Linked DNA regions of Homo sapiens: regions 1 and 2 are each linked to region 3. A link is an interaction called in ENCODE POLR2A ChIA-PET data of the cell type or tissue named here. Cell type or tissue: OCI-LY7. All regions are shown on one strand. Region 1 overlaps BMP2K (BMP2 inducible kinase). Region 2 overlaps CNOT6L (CCR4-NOT transcription complex subunit 6 like). Region 3 overlaps MRPL1 (mitochondrial ribosomal protein L1).

Evidence for each region. ChIA-PET counts read pairs that join two places held together with the same protein. Peaks named below come from ENCODE experiments on the same cell type or tissue, not always from the same donor. Only the 100,000 strongest peaks of a DNase experiment are listed, where the experiment ranks them.
Region 1: POLR2A ChIA-PET joins it to region 3 with 6 read pairs; 2 of 35 experiments call an interaction of 5 or more read pairs at or near these places.
Region 2: POLR2A ChIA-PET joins it to region 3 with 7 read pairs; 2 of 35 experiments call an interaction of 5 or more read pairs at or near these places.

Annotation. Positions count from the first base shown.
Region 1 is chr4:78,822,773-78,827,772 of GRCh38, forward strand. It overlaps BMP2K (BMP2 inducible kinase), which reads left to right. Exons shown (of 16, transcript NM_198892.2): 2 at 3,265-3,383. The region is part of intron 1 of LOC105377299 (a long non-coding RNA gene); the gene reads right to left. Among named protein-coding and RNA genes, the nearest start is that of BMP2K, 49 kb to the left of the region's middle. In OCI-LY7, no CTCF peak of the experiment used is centred here; no DNase peak of the experiment used is centred here.
Region 2 is chr4:77,729,680-77,734,679 of GRCh38, forward strand. It overlaps CNOT6L (CCR4-NOT transcription complex subunit 6 like), which reads right to left. Exons shown (of 12, transcript NM_144571.3): 9 at 1,708-1,859. Among named protein-coding and RNA genes, the nearest start is that of CNOT6L, 87 kb to the right of the region's middle. In OCI-LY7, no CTCF peak of the experiment used is centred here; a DNase peak (open chromatin) is centred at 2,172; H3K4me3 peaks cover 451 bases; H3K27ac peaks cover 518 bases.
Region 3 is chr4:77,914,951-77,919,950 of GRCh38, forward strand. All of the region lies in intron 7 of MRPL1 (mitochondrial ribosomal protein L1), which reads left to right. LOC102724916 (a long non-coding RNA gene) reads right to left here. Exons shown (of 4, transcript XR_001741744.2): 4 at 3,449-3,527. Among named protein-coding and RNA genes, the nearest start is that of MRPL1, 55 kb to the left of the region's middle. In OCI-LY7, no CTCF peak of the experiment used is centred here; a DNase peak (open chromatin) is centred at 2,811; H3K4me3 peaks cover 1,589 bases; H3K27ac peaks cover 1,908 bases.

The sequences.
Region 1 (5,000 bases), 910 kb after region 3:
TGATAATATAGTCAAATTCTAGATAGAAGTACCTGAGTGAGTGATGAACGTGAAATTGGGTTGGTCATGAAAGAGTTCTGTGAGGAAAAATAAATACTTAAGAATTTGATAAGCTATAGATTGGTGGCAAGTATTACACCCCTCTCTTGGACTACTATAGTGTCCTAACTAGTTACCTCCCTGTAAGTGCATTCTTCAAACAGAAATAATATTAGCTTATCAGAAAATTATTGAAAAGATAGTACTGGGGAAAACATAAACATTTATTACATTTTATTCTCAAAGCAGATACAATTAACGATCACTGTTTACCATGTTTAGGTAGAATTTCTTTCTTGAAGTTCAACGTATCTTCTGTGTTCAGAAAACTTAACATTTGATAAGATCTGTCTAAATTAGGGTTAGTAGAATTGGAAAACTTTGATTTTGGGAATGGTTTTTATGAAGAAAACCTACTTGATACTTGTTTTTCTCATTTCTGTAATTCATAGGGATAAAATCACATTGCTCTGTGGGTGAGTAAGAATAGGTATATAGGATCCATGGTTCCTCTGGGAACTTACTTCAGTGACTACATAACTTGGTTGTGCATCAGAACCATTTGGGGGAACTCTTTTCCCTCTTCCATCTAATAAACAATTTAAAACATATACAAGAGTAAAATAGTATAACAAGTAGGGAGATTTTTAGTGCTCTCTCTCTCATATATATATATAGTTTTGTATATATAGTTATATATAGTTATATATATAGTTATATATATGGTTATATATATAGTTATATATAGTTATATAGTTATATATAGTTATATATAGGTATATATGTAGGTATATATATAGGTGTATATATATATATAGTTATATAGTTATGTCTGTATATCTGTATAAATATATAAATGGGGCCCCATTATAGGCCTACTGATTCAGACTTGGGGCCAGAATTTGGAAACTGTTCAAGATAAATTCATACACAGACCACCTCAGGCAATTCTGATGCAAAGCTATGTTTGGGAAAGCATTGTTATAGAGGAATAATCTAGACCTAGATAGATAAATGTCTCAAAACAAATGCTATTTAAATGATTTCTCTCAGCTGTACTCATACTGCCTCTTTATCTAGATAAATTCTTTCTTTCCACATTTTCCTTAGTTTTTGTAACCAAATAAAATTATGGTAGTTTAAGTGGCCCTTTCTATTAGGTCTTCTACTTTCTGGCTTGTTAATGTTTACATATGAAATTAGTGCTAAGTGAGTTTCTTTTAAAGTAATGCCCTGCATTGTTAGAGATTTTACGTAAAGTACCTTTCCCAAACATCATCATCATCTGATTTATTCCTAGAACTGCCTTGTGGGGTGGTTGATTTGATTTCCCTAACACTATACATGTGGAAATCCAGATCTATAAAAGGGAAGTTGTGCAGTTTCTTATAACTGGAAATGGAAGTTGTAGAGAATCTGGAAAGAGTATGTACTGATTCTGGAGTTTCCTAGGAGCTTGTATTAGTCTGTTCTCATGCTGCTAATAAAGGCATACCCACAACTGGGTAATTTATAAAGGAAAGAGATTTAATTAACTGACAGTTCCATGTGGCTGGGGAGGCCTCACAATCATGGCAGAAGGTGAATGAGGAGCAGAGTTACAACTTACATGGTGGCAGGCAAGAGAGCTTATGCAGGGCAAATCCCATTTATAAAACCATTAGATCTTGTGAGAGTTATTCACTACCACAAGAACAGTCTGAGGGAATCTGCCCCCATGTTTCAATTATCTCCACCAGGCTCTGCCCTTGACGTGGGGATTATTACAATTCAAAATGAGATTTCAGTGGGGACACAGCCAAATCATATCAGAACTCTTTTCCCCTATTATGTATTCCTAATAGTTTTTTTCCTTTTACAACTCTGTATTGATCTGAGTGCAGGTGACTTATTATTGCTCAGGATGCTGCTTTTTAAAGGCTATTAAATTAATGCAAGTGACATACCATTTTAAAAAAAGTAATTGAGCTATAGCATATTCTGTGTCAAGATAAATTTTAAAAACTTCATGTAGAAATCTTTGTTTAGATGTGACAGAATTGTTCTTTAGAATACCTACCTAGTGCTTCAGATAAGATGCTTTCTCAGCTGCAGTTAACAGAATTCCCAGCCAGGCACTGTGGCTCACACCTGTAATCCCAGCACTTTGGGGGGACAAGGCGGGCGGATCATGAAATCAGGAATTCGAGACCAGCAGCCTGGCCAACATAGTGAAGCCTCGTCTCTACTGAAAATACAAAAAATTAGCCAGGTGTGGTGGCAGGCGCCTATAGTCCCAGCGACTTGGGAGGCTGAGGCAGGAAAGTTGCTTGAACCTGGGAGGCGGAGGTTGCGGTGAGCCGAGATTGTGCCACTGTACTCCAGCCTGGGCAACAAGAGTGAAACTCCATCTCAAAAACAAAAACAAAAAAACCCAAAAAACAGAATTTCCATATAAACCATGGCTTAAGTAATGAAGACATTTACTGTATGAGTTCTAGAGGGAGGTGGTTCCAGAGTTGGCTGATTCAGTAGGCCAAATGTCTGTGTTTTGGATCATTTTCTTTCTGATTCTTTGTTCCATTATGGCCATAGATGACTGCATTAGGGCTAAACATCATAGGCAACAAAATCAAAAAGCAAAAGAGCAGGGCCTTCTCTACCAGTCTTTTATCTATGGAAAATCATTCCCTGCAACTCGGGCTGACTTTACATGTTCAATTAGCAAGAACTAGTTACATACCCAATCCTAAATCAGTTACTGATAAGGGGAAATGAGATTCCTGTGATGGGCTTAGAATAATATTGGTTCATCTTCTGGAACTGGAGGAGGGAAGCACCTATCTGATCCCATTGATGTCTCATGTTGAATAACGTCAGTGTTTTGTCATCCAAGAGGGAGATTCTGATATGTAGGCAGTCACTTGTATATACCAAACTTTAGTAACATAATTGTGACATTTTTCACTATACTACATAAAAGGTATTCTAGTGCAAAAGGTGAAATTTTAGCCTTTAAGAGAGAAGCGTCTTCATTCGAGAAGCATATTTTCCTCTAAGTACTACTTCATGATTGACTTAGGAAGCCAGTGTTTTGGCATTTAATCTACTAGTAGCTTATTGCACTTGTTTTTGTCTTGGGTACAATCATTGTTTATTTTCCTCCAATATGCTCTATGATTATATTACATGATTTTGGCATTTGTTTTTGTTTCTTTTAAATTAATTGGTGCTTTGTTTTTCTAGGTGGATTCTCCACAGTTTTCCTCGTGCGTACTCACGGTGGAATCCGATGTGCATTGAAGCGAATGTATGTCAATAACATGCCAGACCTCAATGTTTGTAAAAGGGAAATTACAATTATGGTAAGTGAAGGAGTAGTTCTCTTTCAGAAATTTTGCAAGTTTTTATTTTTTATTTTTCTTGGGATGGAGTGCAGTGGAGTGGCACGCCCAGGCTGGAGCGCAGTGGCGTGATCTCAGCTCGCTGCAACCTCCACCTCCCAGGTTCAAGCAATTCTCATGCCTCAGACTCCCAAGTAGCCAGGATTACAGGTGTCCATCACCATACCTGGCTAATTTTTTGTATTTTTAGTAGAGACAGGGTTTCACCATGTTGGGCAGGCTGGTCTTGAACTCCTGACCTCAAGTGATCTGCTTGCCTTGGCCTCCCAAACTGTTGGGATTACAGGTGTGAGCCACCGTGCCTGGCCTGTTTTGTTTTCTATAACATTAACCAGCTTTTAGGCAAGCTGCTTATTTATAATAATCTTTGAAGATCATTAAATTAGAAGATAATCTGGTAATTTGCAGTATAGTTGTCCCTTAGTCTTCTATGGCGATTTGGTTCTAGGACCCACTACGGATACTAAACTCTGCAGATGCTCAAATCTGAGAATGCTCGAGGCCCGTATGTAAAATGTAGTATTTGCATGTAACCTACACACATCATCCTGTATACTTTAAAGCTACTCTGCTTTCTTTCTTTTTTTTTTCTTAAATACTTTTTAATTGTGGAGTATTTTCAGGATAGAAATATTTACTGAGTTATATAGTAAACACCAAGCTTGTTCATCATCCAGCTTAAGAAATTAAACCCTACAAATACTGCTGGAGCCTTCTTTGTGTGCCTTCTCAACTGTATCCCTGTATAGGCATACCCTGAAGATATGAGTTTGGTTCCAGACCACTGCAATAAAGTGAATGTTGCAAGAAAGCAAGTCACACAGTTTTTTTGGCTTCCCAGTGCATACAAAAGTTATGGTTACAGTTTTTATCTCCCCATTTTAGACCAATGTTTCAGTTGCCTATTCTACTTCTATATCAAACTATTACTCTGTGGAGAACCTTTCTCTGCCCCATTGTTGAACATTATGGACTGTACATTGTGTTCCTTGGTCTGAAGAAATGATAGTTGGCCCTCTAACTCCATACACTGTCTTATCTTTCTTTCTTTTTTTTTTTATGGCACTCTGAGCATTTTTGTATTCCATTGCATAAGCAAAGCCCGGTCCAGAGTCAATGTCTATTCCTCTCAAGACCTATTCGTAGCCCCCTGAGGGCTACCAGCATCAGTCTCACTTGCCAGCTATGTTCAGGGTCTTCCTATCAGGGAATCTCATCCATAGCCATTGGTAGTCTCTGTCTGTCTTGCTGACACTTAGAACAGTTCTCACTGGCATTACGTGCCTGTGAGGGTGCAAAAGGAACATGTCTTTATTCATCCTATGTCTGCACTGCTGCAGTACCCCTATGTGTGCTCATAGACACATAGCACACCTGCTTGCTGATTCCAGTGACCTTCCCAATCTGGAAGGGAGTTCTTCTGATGGGCACTGACTTGTTCTACTTTAATGCACCCCTCAAATTTCCATAGGTTGTGTGGCCAGGCCATTGATTACTGCCTGTGAGTCAGTAAAAAAACCTCAAACACAGGGGCTTCCACCACTGTTCAGTTCTGCCATTACTGTAAAAACAAAACAA
Region 2 (5,000 bases), 190 kb before region 3:
TAGTTTTGGGTCAGTAATTTAACCAGATTCTTTTGGGAAGTGAAATATTCAACTAGAATATCTCTAAGGTTTTTTTTTTATTCCTATAATTCTATGTTTTTTAATTCTGTTAAAATAAACATTAACATAGTACTTTCCAAATGGTAGATGGAATACATTAAGATTTTTGAAAATTAAACATAGTTAACATTTACTGACAGATGTCCATAAAATATTCAAGATATAAAACTATTAATACATATACTCACATTCTGTATGTTAGTAACTCTATAGAGAAATCAACAAGAGCTATAATCTAGAGTATGAATGACATGAGGGATCTCTCACTTTTTACTTTACATACCTTTAAACCATTGGACTATCCGTAAACATACAAATTTAATTTTTCTTTTATAATTTCTATAGAAGCGTCTCAAATTTTTCTATTGGAATATAAGCTTTGGGGGAAAAGACCTAATTTTCTAAGTCTACTAGTTTGTTAAAGTTTCTTTCCAGTCTCACCAAGCTATAATTATCTTCAATGTTGAGAAAATAAGAAACTGAAGTATCTGTTATATCTGACATAGTCACCTTAAAAGCAATTTGATCATAAATGTCTGTAGCCAAATCTTCTAAGCGATCTTCTTTTCCCAGTTTTACAGTGTCACTTTTAGCTATAGATTAAGTATTCACAATATTAAAAATTTTCCCCTTCAAAGAGCCATAAGCACTATATTACTAAATTCCCCTTCTATGAGTACAAGAGATATGTATTTCAGAACGTAAAAGTCTCTACTATTTAGAATTACTCTTCCGCAAATTAAAAGAGGAGTAAAACTCCAAAAGATATTCTCCACAATATCAGAAAAAAAAGTACCAAACTTTGGGAAGAATAAGATTGTAAAGGACATAAAGGTAAATAAAAACGGAGGGGCTAAGAAAAGTAAAAAGTCCAAAATTTCATATCAAAGATTACCTTTGATAAGGAATAAATTGAAGTATGGTGAGAAAAGAAGGTTTGACACATATGCATGGTCTGAATAATTCAAATCAATACTCTAGTCCAAAATAATCTTTTCCTCTACAAAAAGTACAGGGGAAAAAAAGCCCTGATGTAGTCTCACTCCTTTCTTGCTTAAAATGTACTAGTAAACAGTGAGATGCTCAAAGGCAGGCAGTAAGAAGGATAAAAAAGGTCTGTGTATGAAGTACATAATGAGTTTCTGACTCTGAAGGAAGCTATAAATAATCTAAAATGCTAAAGTAAGTACCATGTAGATAAAAGATCCTGCTCTTACCCTGACAATGACTGAGATATAACAAAGAAACTAGAGGAAATGTGCCAAGTCCTTAACCTTAAAGACAAAAGAATCACACTCAAGCTAAAAATATAATTCAAAAAGAGGGCCAAGTCATCATAATTTCTAAATTCAGCCTAACCAAAATATTCCCTATTTAAAAGAACTGTTTGGGATTAATGGCATATTAAAAAAGACTTTACATAGATTATCTGGTAAGTAAAAAAGACTGTGATAGAGAGCACAAAATATCCCAACAAATATATGATGCTTTACACAATGGTGCTATTTTCCTGCCCATCTCCCTTAACTTTCCTCAAAAGAAAATAACTTTGCAATAAATAACGGCAAAATTCTCTTCACTTGTTTTGAGATGGAAAAACTTGGGATGGTGTTTATTTTTAGTAAGAATATTTTACATTGCACTCACCTGCTCCAAATAGTTCTTTGTGGACCTCTAATACCACAGCGACACCAATGTTATCTTTTGTCATCACTCTGTTCAGCATAGCTTCGGATCCATCTGAATTAGCCATCGCCACTTGGTTAAATTCCACTGTATGCTTCTGCACCAATGTAAATCTAAAAGGTACATTATTATAATTTTAGGTACCTAGACTATCATGCTGAAAGATATTAAATGAAAGAAACATGACATGCATTGTCTCCCTTGTCATTTTCTAGCTGCAAGTGACCATGTGATACAGTTCTGGCCACTAAGACACAAGAAGTCTGATTATTGTAAAAAGTTTCTCAGAGGCCCCACCTAACAAAGACAGCATATATATCCCTTCATGCTTTTATACCTTGCCCCTTACAGCTAGTGCTCGGAGAAATAATAACCATCTTGTGACCATGAAATAAGAAGCAGGAAGGCAAAAGCCAACCTTCTAAAAATGGGGAAGCAGCTGAACCAGTTCTGGACTGCCTATTTCTGGACTTCTTGTGTGAGAAAATCACCCTTCCCTCATTTGTTTAAGCTACTGCTAGAATTTTCTGGTATTTAAAGGTGCACACAATCTCAACTAAGTTAATGAGAAAAAGATAAAAAGAATACAATCCACCTACCCTGTTTGTAGTTTTATTTCTACCACATCAAGATATTTGTCAACAAAATACAGGGGCACACCTTTATCTCAGCTAAAGAGTAACTGATTTTTCCATCTGACTTTTACTAGAAAGTTGCAATGGGGTATAAGTATTCTGAGAAACAGATTCTGCAAGATGAAGAAATGACTCTCTCTGTGATTATAGCTTCTGCACTAATAATTTTTTCTTTCCTTCATTAATGCCAAATTATTAAGCATTGTAGAGTTGTAGGATTTAATAGAATTGGTTTAGTGCTGACATTTAATTGCAGTGGGATGTTGGTGAAGTCATTTAACCTTTTTCAGTCTAATTTTATTAATTTGTGAAATATTTATAAGTAATCAAAACCTACTAAATACATTACTTGCACTAGGTGTTCAGTGGAGAGAAGACATAGTCTTGTAACAGATCCCCTCCTCACTTTCCTTCAAGCTTTGAAAACAGAAGCTAGTTTCTGTTTCTTCAAAAATATTGACTTACTATGCCACAGGATGCTGCACTAAATGAAGCAATATTCCCTTCCCTCCTCCAATTCTGAACGTGTCAGCTGGACTGACAAGTGTAAAGGGTCAGTTTATGTGCCTATTTCTAACCCAGAGTGCTTAAAGTGACTATAGTTTCTACCCTCTAAAGAGGTAATCTATAAGCTTAAATATGACAGATGAAAGTTACTAAGGTGAAGAATGGGGTTAAGAGCATCCCAGGTAGAAAATGTGAAAGGTCCTGAGACAGCAAAAAGCACTGCAAGTTTATGTGTTAGAAAAGAATGGAAGGGTATGAAATGATGCTGAAGAGGAGAGATAAAAGTTCTAAGCCAGGACATGGTATCATTTGATTTATGTTTTTTAAGATCACTTAGCTGCTCAATTAAAGAACTGATAACTGGGAAGCAGATTAGAAAGTTTGTGAGGTTATCTGAAAGAGAAATGATGGTGGCTTGAACAAAGGCAAGAGAAATCAAGAGGAGTGAGCAGTTTCAAAATGTGTCCTATAGACAGGATTGACCATTGTCCATATCAGACTTCTTCAAACAATTTTAAGCTGTGGAATACCTTTTACAGTTTCTGGTGAGATTCCCACAGATAAAACAGATAAAAGCAGCATTATGTTAGAATAAATCAACCACTGAAAACAAGCAACCTATTTTGATGAATATAAAAATTTGAAATCAGAGGACAGAGATGATATAGTTTTATATCAGTCTCAGTGTCCAATTTTTGTATTTTGTTTTGGTTACAGAGTATTATTAAAAATCCTGATTCACACAGCTATAAATGGTAAATAACTGGCCCTATACTCAGAAAAAAGAAGCAGACATGAAGAAATTTGATTCAGAGGTCTGCACCAAAAACAAGTTAACTAAGCAGTACTTTATGAACACGTTAATGATTTCCAAAATGTTAAAACTTGTATTTGAAACATGTGAGTGAACATGTTATTTTCAAATTACAGTTCAATTATTCACATTTAATTTTTGAGATATCTTCTAAATATTCACAGAACTTCTATGGTATACTTACAGGAACCTAGGATTCTGTACAAAAGTCTTAAAAATCCTGTTAATTATAATATTTTTATAACTGGAATAATTTTACTTCTACCAAAGCTAGGTCATTCTTTGGGGCGTAGGGGCAGGGGAGCATAGGACTCTAATTAAAAGAAATAACTAAAATTTGCTTTCCTGTATTCTTCTCCCATTTTTTCCATTAAAACTAGATCTAGATCTTTTCAAGAATATACATTAAATCTAATTTCTCTTCCAAATGACACCACTTTAAATATCTGACAATAGATGTCAATGCTCTCCCACCCTCCATGTCTTCTCCGGAAAAGAAACGATCAGTTACACTTACATGATGTGTGATGTTGTTCATCTGAACAATTTGTTTAAATTTGCTCAACAAATTTAAATTGAACTGACAACTGGGTCTGTCTTTTTGAAAAGTTCATTTGAACAACTCAAGTTTACCCAAAGGTGCAGTACCTATAACTGGGCATAAATGAACTACAGCCTTCTTCATTTTTTAACTGTATTTTCATTAATAAAGACTAAAACTTCACTTTGGGGAAAGTCATATTGTAAGCCAAACAGGAACTAACATATATCTGAAATGTTTTGATCTTTTTGCTCTTAAACCAGGTCTTGTCAGTCCTGCATTTATAGGTACTTCAAAACAAAAACGTGGAAAAAATGATACATTAAATATGTTTATTGTAGAGATATGAGAACAAAGAAAACTAAGTCACTTATAACCCAATACCTCCATTTAAAAGTTAATATATTTCCCCAGACTTTTCTCTACACACATACACACACATATTTTTACGCATTTAGAACAATACTATTCTATCAGGGACATTTCCTATAACATTTAATATTCTTCCAAATCAATTTTGATGACTGGATTATAGTCCACTCTACAGATTCACCATAATTTATTTAACCTGTGTTGGACATTTAAGTTACTTACGTATTTTAACTAATGCCGTAATGAACATTGCTACATATATTTTTCTGTGGTCTCAGCTGATTCTTGTCCCTCCCTCTTTTTATTCCTTCCATTAATAATCTAAGAGCGGCAATCTTTACCTCAGTTAAGTATCACTTCATGAACATCTGCTCATTAGTTCACC
Region 3 (5,000 bases):
TAAAGGTTGTAAAAAATAAAGGATAGCTACAGAGACTGGATATGGCCTGCAAAGCCTAAATAATTCACTATCTGGCTCTTGATTTGCTGACTTCTGATCTAGAAAGATGTTTTTTGGGAGAGTGAAATGGATTAGTTTTGTGTGTCTACTTACCTGTACAGGAGAGACTCTCACTGTAGTTAAATCATCTTGATGTTCTGTGTTACGATTCTGCATTTCAAGATCCATTTCTAGTATTGATGTAATACGGAATTGATCTTGAGTAGTTTATAGTTTTCCTTCTGTATCAATGTGCTAAATATGGTCAGTTGAATGATCTTTCTTAATTATTTAACTTGAGGATTAGTATCTTGGATATTAGAACTCAGCCACTACTGCCTTTGTATATCCAAACTGTGTATACTAATGCTCTTACAGTCAGCCAGTATCTAACATTTGTCAGCAGTACTTGCAGGTAAATTAGTTTTTTTCGCTTCTCTTTGCTTGTTTTTTAGATAGGGTCTTACTGTATCACCCAAGCTGGAGTACAGTGGCTTGATCTCAGCTCCCTGCCAGGCTCAAGTGATCCTCCCATCTCAGCTCCTTAACCCAGTAGCTGGGACTACAGGTGTGCGCCACCATGCCCAGCTAATTTTTGTATTTTTTGTAGAGACGGGTTTTGCCATGTTGCCTAGGCTGGTCTCCAACTCCTGGGCCCAAGTGATCTGCCCACCTCAGCCTTGCAAAGTTATGGGATTACAGGCACAAGCCACTGCCCCGGCCTTAGTTTTGTTCTTAATATTTCCTACCATTTGTATCTGTAACTTACATAGTCATGAAATTGGTTATGTCTTATGCTATCAAATCAAATGCTCATATCAGTGAAAATGTCATAAGATGATACGTTGAACATCATGAAGACAAAACAAGTTATTGGAATATGTTATTTTTTAATCAGTTATATTGCTATCACATAGACACCATTTATTTTCTCTCATAGCATGAAGCATAATTGGTTGGGATAAAAGCAAGCTGCCAAGAGATCAGATAAAAGGGAAAAGTCTTAGAGCATAAAACTGAAAATAAAGAGCTACAGAGGAGAAAAAGTACATTTCTTCAACCTTTTTCCCCCAATGGCTCTTTCCATGACATAGAAATGAAACTAAGGCAGATTCTCAAAAAATGAATTTGAGACATATGTACCTGGCCAATGTTTATATTCTAAATAGCAGTTTAATTTCAGATAGTAATTAAATAATTTTAAAAGGATTTATCTGAGTTTGCTATATAGAAAATAATATAGTCATAATTCTGCTATCCAGATAACTTTTGACATTTAAAAAATTTCAAATTAATATACATACATGGTTAAATTCAAATAATTCACAAAAGCATATTAAGAAACACTAGAACCCATTTCCCTGCAATAGTTTTCTTGTGGAACTTAAAAAACTTTTAATTAATATATGTACATGGTTAAGTTAATTTACAAATGCATATAAAGAAACACCAGAGCCCCTTTCCCTGCAATTGTTTTCTTGTGGAATTTCTATTTACAGTTTTATTTTTGTTCTTCCAGAAATATTAAGGCATAAACCTAGGCACCCTTATAAAATTCATTTAATTATATTATGCCACACATACTATTCTGTAGCTTTCTTTTCTGTGGATAAAAGTGTAGCATGGATGTCTTCAAATATATAGTATGAATGTCATCAAAGATGCAAAGAGATCTGCCACATTCTTTTTAAGGCCTGCATAGAGTTGTATTCTATCATATACCATAATCAGTTCCTTATTGATGGGCCTTTAGTTTGTGTCCCGATTTTTGCTATTGCAAATGATACTTAATGAAAATTTCACAAAGAAATATTGCCAAAATTCTCTAAGTATATCCATAAGGTAAATTTATAGAAATAGAGTATATGTTGAAAATTTTATTATATGAATTCCCAAATTACTTTCTAAAATGTTTATACTAATTTATCATTATCCAACAGTGTGTTAAAGTACTTGTATCTTTATACCCTCACTAGCATTGGGTATTATCACACTTAAACATTTTGTCAGTTTGAAAGTTGATATAGGTGTGAGTGTGAGCACATGTGTACTTTTAACAGCTTAAAAATTTCAGTGTGAACATTATCATTGTTTCTTTGGTTACAGTGTTATTCTCTTTTACCCCTTAAGATTCTGAATTTCCTCATCTGTCCACCATTCTTATTTCCTTTATTTTCATATTCCTAGCCCCACTCTTATTCTCCACAACTCTCTTTTTTGTGTATGCAGTCTCCTATTGACTCCTTTTACCATAGACCGTTTCTGACTCACCCCTACCATCACCTGCTCTGTTTACAAGTGCCTGGTAAATAAAATTGACAAGAGCCATGATCATTAAAAGTTGATTGTAAAATTGAAGTGTTCACAAACACTGAGATTGCCTGGCATTTGCTAACTACTGAAAAGAAAGCCTTTTCTATCCAGTAGAAAAGGGGACCGGTTTTTCTGACCCATGATACAGTAGGGATTTTTAATGTATCCTATGTATTTAAAAAATTATCCTTATTTTTTGACTTTTCTTAAGCTTTATTTTCTGATCAGGTAAAATTATCGTTAGCTCATTTAGAATCTAAGCATAAAAAAAAACAGAAAACAACCAACTTAATATGTAAATTCTCTTTAACAAATATGTAAAAATACTGGCTCTGATCCAGACACAATGCTGGTGATACAAAAAGATTATGACCTTTTTTCCTCAAGAAAAATACTTCTCGTAGGCGAGATAGATATGTAAATAAAGTACAGGAAAATGTGGTGAGTATAATAATAGAAATGTGTATATTGGGCTGGGTGCAGTGGCTCACACCTGTGATCCCAGCACTTTCGGAAGCTGAGGTGGGCAGATCACCTGAGGTCAGGAGTTTGAAACCAGCCCGGCCAACAAGGTGAAATCCCTTCTCTACTAAAAATACAAAAATTAGCCAGGCATGGTGGTGCATGCTGTAGTCCCAGCTACCTGGGAGGCTGAGGCAGGTGAACTGCTTTAACCTGGGAGGCGGAGGTTGCAGTGAGCCGAGATGCGCCACTGCACTCCAGCCTGGGCAACAGAGCGAGACTTCATCTCAAAAAAAAAAAAAAAAGGTATGTGTTTATATATATACATGATATAGAAGTTACAGAAAAGTAGCAATGATTGTTTGGAGTAGCAATGGAACAAGTAGGTCAAGGATGGGTTCTAGGAGGAGTTCGAAAATATATACCAGGTAGATAAAGGGTCGTTCGTATTTCAAAATAACATGCATGATGATCAGTGGACCACACATTATTGATTCAACTGTTTTAAAGAAACCAAATAACAGTGATTTAACTTTGATAGAAAGTTAATTTTCTCCCAAGTTTAAATTGGTTTTCAGCTCAGGGCTTCTTCGCTCCACAGGATTATCCAGGGATCAAGGTTTCCACCCCACCTCTTTTTTGTTGTTGCAGTCTTCTAGGGTTTTTTTTTCTATGTGGTTGAAGCTTGCTGACTACTATGTCTGAATTGTAGCCTGTGTGAAAGAGGCAAGAGGAGATACAGAATAAGCAATTTCTTACAAGCATGTGAGCTATTGCTCTCATCACTTTTGCCCCATCCCATGGTCCATAGCTTAGTCATACGGCTTAGCTCAAGGTCTGTGTTTTGTAGCATCTAGGTGGGTGATCATGTGATCATATACCTGGCTAAACTTTATTAAAAGAAGAGGGGAGAGATTTGGGGAGAAATTAAGGTTTTGCCATACCTGAGGAAGAACCAGGAAACCTAAAGGAATAAGAAAATAGAAGGCAAGAATTTTTTTGTTGTTGTTATATCCCCAACTCCTAGAAGAGTGCCTGACATATAGCAGGTACTCAATAAATAATTGTTGGATGAATATATATATATGTATGAATAAACAAAATTTTCTAATTTAAGATCAATTAGAAATTATTAAACAACATTTCAAATTATATAGTGAATCAGTGGGAGAGCTTTTGTCTACAAAATTTAACCAATGTGAAACTAAACTTTTAAAAGTGGAGTAATATCGCTGGAATTGTTGGAATTTCACAAAATGACAGAATTAACTGTCTTGTCCTCTATTTATTATAAAAATATTTAGGCAGGTGTATAGTTTGATGTTACTCAAGAAAGTTAAAACGTGTCCAAATACTGTAGCATTAACCTGTCAGAATAGAGACTTTGAAGTAATTTTCAAAGGGTGACTGTTAGTATTTTATAACATACCACAAATCCATTTTATATTAGCTGTGAGGCTCTCAGAACTTGCTTTGTTTTTTTTTCACTGTTAGATTTCTTGCATGATTTAAAATACTTGGCCTTCAGCCTGCTTCTCCAGAACACTTCTAAGTGTAATCGAAGGCCACTTACATTGTTGCTGGGTTTTCTTCACTTGTTCTTCATTATAAGATAAGAGTTCTTTCTAATTTTCTATAAATGTTGACTATCCCATTTTACAGAGGTATATATAATACCTTTCTGTTTGTCAAAAACTAAAATGTTCTTTCCTTTCACTTTTGTTAATATTGACTACCTCACATATTTCAAAAACAAAGAAAAGTGATAGCATTGTAGTTGAGGTTTCTTTCATTTGCTGAGAGTGGTAATCAAAGAATGGAACTTTCCACTAGGAAAAAATTACTTAAGCTATAAAATACGGTATATTAGGACTTGTCATAAGAAGTATTTATCAACAAAATAGGGCATGGCTATAGTTTAAAGAAAAATTTAAAATGTGTTTATTTGCTTTTTTTAGCCTTTCATAACATTTAATACCATAATAAATTACATAACTCTCATGACCTATTATATATATTCAAGAACCTATAAAATATATATATTCAAGAACCTGTAAAATCAGATCCATGTTATATATATATATATGTGTGTGTGTGTGTGTGTTTTCTAGTAGCAATTAGCAGACTTTTATGGCTGAATCCAGTTGGGTAGAGTTTCATAAATATAGAAGCACTTACTGTAGTTT